2 separate regions of the Mus musculus genome follow, and region 2 is linked to region 1. A link is a loop called in an ENCODE intact Hi-C map of the cell type or tissue named here. Cell type or tissue: left cerebral cortex. All regions are shown on one strand.

What was found. A loop is a pair of places that touch in the nucleus more often than their neighbours do. Peaks named below come from ENCODE experiments on the same cell type or tissue, not always from the same donor. Only the 100,000 strongest peaks of a DNase experiment are listed, where the experiment ranks them.
Region 2: a loop joins it to region 1, with 2.4 times the contacts of the local background. A loop is called at or near these places in 3 of 42 quality-filtered maps.

Annotation. Positions count from the first base shown.
Region 1 is chr10:88,619,572-88,622,071 of GRCm38, forward strand. No RefSeq gene overlaps it. Among named protein-coding and RNA genes, the nearest start is that of Mybpc1, 16 kb to the left of the region's middle. In left cerebral cortex, a CTCF peak has its summit at 1,398 (motif pointing right); no DNase peak of the experiment used is centred here.
Region 2 is chr10:88,706,517-88,709,016 of GRCm38, forward strand. No RefSeq gene overlaps it. Among named protein-coding and RNA genes, the nearest start is that of Gm4925, 23 kb to the right of the region's middle. In left cerebral cortex, no CTCF peak of the experiment used is centred here; DNase peaks (open chromatin) are centred at 997, 1,738 and 2,415.

The sequences.
Region 1 (2,500 bases):
GAGAGAGCAAGGTTGAGAGAGGCCTGTCTCTGGGGGGGAGATTCCTCATCCCCAAAATAAACTCTTCCTGCTCAAGTTAGAGCCTCAGGCTTAAAGTATCAGCATTCTGGAACCAGAACAATACAAACATGGGATAAGGTTGATGAGACACGAGCATTTGTAGGTGATGTGGTCATCGCTGTTGGTGCAGGCTCAGTGGAGGTGACACACTCCGAATGCAGAGAGACCAGAGACAGGGTGGGGGTGGGGGTAGGGTGGGCGAGATTCTAGTTGACCAGCCACGGAGGAAGGGGTGATGTACTGATGAGGAAATGGCAAGTCACGCAGCTCTGTAGTCCCCTCAAGACTTTCATACAGGGTTGACTTCAGGAGTATAGTGTAGGAGATTCAGAGCCACATCCCGTGGGCTTGGTAATTTGTCAAGGTTGTCTAGCCCAGTGGCTCTCAATCTTCCTACTTGTGAGATCCTTTACTATATCTCCTCATGTTATGGTGACCCCCGACCATAAAATTATTTTTGTCACTACTTCATAATTGTAACTTTGCTACTGTTATGAATCATAGAGTAAACGTATGCTTTAAGTCCCCAAAGGGTTCGAGACCCACAGGTTGGAAACCATTGGTCTAACCCATCACTCTGGTTTGGGAATTCAGATTCCCATGTCTAATAATCAATTCTACAAAACTCCATATGCAAGACAGCAAAGATTACAAGAAAGGACTCTGCTGGGATGGCATTGTTCAAAGGGACTAAGAAAATGAGCCATGGTGTGTAGTGGCAGCTGCCTTTCAGGTTAGCACACAGAGGCTGCAGGAAGAACACAAGGCCTTACATACAAGGGTTACATGGTGAGACCCTGGCTGAAAAATAGACAAGTAAATAAATTAACCAAACAAATAGAAAATAAGTCTTTAGCTCCAATAATGGGAATCTAATTAATTATTGTGTACTACTTAACAGGTATTATTTATAAATGCTACATAACTAAATGGCATATGCTGAAGAGATAATAGCCATAAAAAATAATGATGAGGCCAGTCATAGTGATGCACACCTATAATCTCAGCTCTCAGAAAGCAGAAGCTATTTCCCCAAGTTCAAGGCCAGCCTGGTCTACATAATGCATTCCAGGCCAGCCAGGGCTACAGAGTAAAACCTGTCTCAAAACTCAAAAAATAATAATTAAAAAAGTAGTTATACATATTAATATGAAACAATGTATTTACACACCTTGAGAGAAGATTTGCTGCTGACCTGTATTATAATATCTTCTCATTTTTCACGTCATGTATTATTTGCAGCCAGGATTTAGAAAAGAAAGAAAACAGACACTCATCTTTTAAAATATTTTTAATTATGTGTATGTGCATATGCACATATCTGCGGGGTCCAGAAGAGGGCATCAGAGTCCCTGGAGCTGGAGTTACAGGTGGTTTGTGTATTGCCCAATATGGAAATGAAGCTGATGACATCACCCGTAATGCCAACCAGGGGGATGTTATGACAAAGGGACCTTAAGTCTGAGGACACCTGGTCTATATAATGAATTCAAAGTGAGTTTGGAGCTAGTGTGGTAGTACTGGCTTTTGATCCCAGTACTCAGGAGGTAGAGACCAGTGGAAGTCAGCCTGGTCTACATAGGGAGGTGCAGGCTAGCCTGGTCTACATAGTGAGACCTTATCTCTAAATAAATAATTAAATGAATAAATAAATAAACAACAAACAAGCAAACAAACAAATAAATATAATCTATAGTGAGACCAGGCCTCAAACAAACAAACAAACAAACAAACAAAGAGCAAACAGGATGAAAATAGCATCTACTCTAAACAGACAAAGTAAAAGAACAACAACAACAACAACAACAAAAAACCAAGCAAACAAGACCACCACCAACAAAAACAGGAACAAGAGGAAACATTGCTTTGTTTATATGAATAACAAAATTTGTTTATTTCCTCTTATTTGTTTCCTCTTCTAGAAACTCATTCTATAAAAAAGACACTTGAAATAAAGGGCTGAGAGCATGAACCATAAAGCTATCGGTCAGATGTTAAAAAGCTATAGAAAATTAAAAATTCCATTCACTATAGGAGGAAAAAAAAAATCAAACAATCCCAAACTGCAGGACTCATTCTCTGTATAATTTCCCCACAGTCCTGTACACATATAGCTTATGTGCGGCTTTTCTTCAGAAATTACCCAGTTTTTATTATTTTTAAAAGCACTTGGGAGCTAGCGAGATGGCTCAGCGCAGTTGCTCTTCCAGAGGTCCTGGATCTGACATCCAGAGGACCTGGCTACCCACATGGTGGTTTACAACCATCTGTAACTCCACCTCTCGAGGATCCAACACATATGTCTGGCTTCCTCGTGCACCAGACAGGCATGTGGTACACAGAGTATGCGCGGGCAAAATACATAAAATAGTATTTTTGTTTTGTTTTGTTTTGTTCTGTTTTTGTTTGTTTTTGTTTTTTTAAACCATTTGAACCCCAA
Region 2 (2,500 bases), 87 kb after region 1:
AACCACAACGCGAGTGAGTGACCGAAAGCAGGTTAGAACTGGGCACCTCACCCTTCACTATACATCTGTCTTCTTTCCTACATTCCTGTCCAACTCTGTATATCAGAAGGTACCAAACCATGTGCAGCAGAGGCAGAATCTCTGAAGTTCCCAAGGGAGTGATGCATGAATCTATGAAGGCGACACTCAGACTGTAATGGAGGCTCCAGGGTAATGGAGATGCTAGGAACATGGAACATTGGTTGAGCAAAATCTGAGCGATGACTGGAGCCAACCCAAGTGAGAGGAAGACCAAGTAGACTACGAACGGAACGGTCTTAGGGACAGAGTTGCCCAAGCCTGTTGGGACTCACATCATACTACAGCTTGCCCAGTTGTTGACCATGGAGCTACAGCGGTTAACTCATGATCTGCTGGATTTCATTCCTGCCTTGGGCCTACCCCTTCTTTCTATGCCCCATTTCCCCCTTCTAACATGCGAATGTTTACTCTGGGCCTTTAATTATGGAAGTATGTAACTTTCCCATTTTCTTTTCTTTTAATTTTAGATGGGCTCTCAGCAAAGGGATTAGCTTGAGTTAGAGACTCTGGACCTCTACTGTAAATAGTATTGGAACCACTGGAATTTTGGGGACAGACTGCGTGCATTTTGCATTACAAGATGCCTAGGAGCTTTTGCGGGGCAGGGCAGAGGCAGAACATTATGGTTTGAAGGTGAAATGTCCCCTGCAGGCTCTTGTGTGGGAGACTTGGACCACCACCAGATGATCACATTATTTGAGGGAGTTGTAGAAACTTACGGAGACGGATCTTTAGTTGGAAGACTAGATCACTAGAGTACGCCATTGAATATTATAAGCCTGTTCTCCACTCCTTCCTCCTTCATGAGGTGAGGAACCACCTCTCCCATAGTCTCCACTGACTTGCTTCTGCCCATATTCCTGAGCTCAGGCAGCCAGGGACTCCTACTCCTACAGTGTGAGCCACCAGAAATCCTTCACCTCCTGAGGTGTTTTCTATCAGCTGTTATTTTGCCACAGCAACACTAGAAGTGACTAATGCAGTCACGGAAATTTAGAAATGTATATGCACTGTACGTAGTAGATGTAGGGTAAAAGCTCTGAGCTCACTTCCAGGTTTGAAAACCCACCCCAAACCCACCAATCCCAGAGCTAAAAAAACCCACCAATGCCTGAGCTATAAAACAAACAAACAAACAAACAAACAAACAAACACCAATTCAATCTCTGAGCTCAGATCAAACTCCCACCAATCCCTGGCTCAGAACAACCTCAATGCTTGGGCTTGCCCCAAGCTTAGGACTTGAAATCCTACCAATTTCCACCCTGGAAATTTCAATCCTGGAAAGCTCCGCCCCTAAGAAACCCTATATAGGGCTGGCAAGATGGCTCAGCGGGTAAGGACACTGACTGCTCTTCTGAAGGTTCTGAGTTCAAATCCCAGCAACCACGTGGTGGCTCACAACCACTCGTAATGAGATCTAATGCCCTCTTCTTGTGCATCTGAAGACAGCTACATCGTACTTATGTATGATAATAAATAAATCTTAAAAAGAAAAAGAAACCCTATATAAACCTGTTTCCTGCTCAGTTCTCTGCTGCTTCTCACTCGAACATGAACAGCCACAAGTCTCTTGTTCTGTGGTGTAACTTTGTGGTATTCTTTGGCTCTGAACTGCCAGGAAACCTTCTCCCTCAGACCTCTAACACTCCCACCACTGGGGAAACCTTCTCCCTCAGACCTCTAACATTCCCACTGGGGAAACCTTCCCCTGCAGAGAGCTGTAACCTTTCCTTTAGGGAAGTCTCCACTGGGAAGCCTTTCCTCTCAGAGCTCTATACTTGCAGTAGAATTTAACATGTCCTTGGTTGATTAAAGCCTGTCTGTCTAACATGTGGGGAACACAGTTGTTAGTTATTCATATGGTGTTGACTCTGTGTTTACTTACTCTCTGTTGATAGCATACTATGTTCACTATTCACTGGCTGCGTGCTCGATGCTATTCTAGTAAGTAGCAAGCAAGACCAGGCAAGGCTCCTGAAGTCAGGAAAGCAATGGCTTGGTGGTGTAGACGGGGCTTCATCAGAAAATAACAGGCAGATGTACATTTTCCTCAAAAAAAAAAAAGGTGTGTATTTGAAGATACCAAGGTATCTTCTAGCTCAAATATCTTAATTATTTTAGTTCTCTTTTTCTCTTTATCTGTGCACGTACTTTTTAGAGTGGGAAACCCCCTACTTGAGCAAATGGCTAGTGAATAACGTCACGTGACTCCTTTCCATATTGCTCACTTAAATCTGATGTTCTCAGGCAGCCTCCTCCTGCACTCTTGCTAAAGCTCTGCAAGTTTGCTGACTCATTGTTCTCAGAGGAACATCACGAGCCATGAGTAAGCAAACTGCACTGACTAAGGAGACAGATGGCGACCCTTTGTTTGGCTCTCTGGGGGGTAGAATTTGAAAGCTCAGACTTGGGGCTG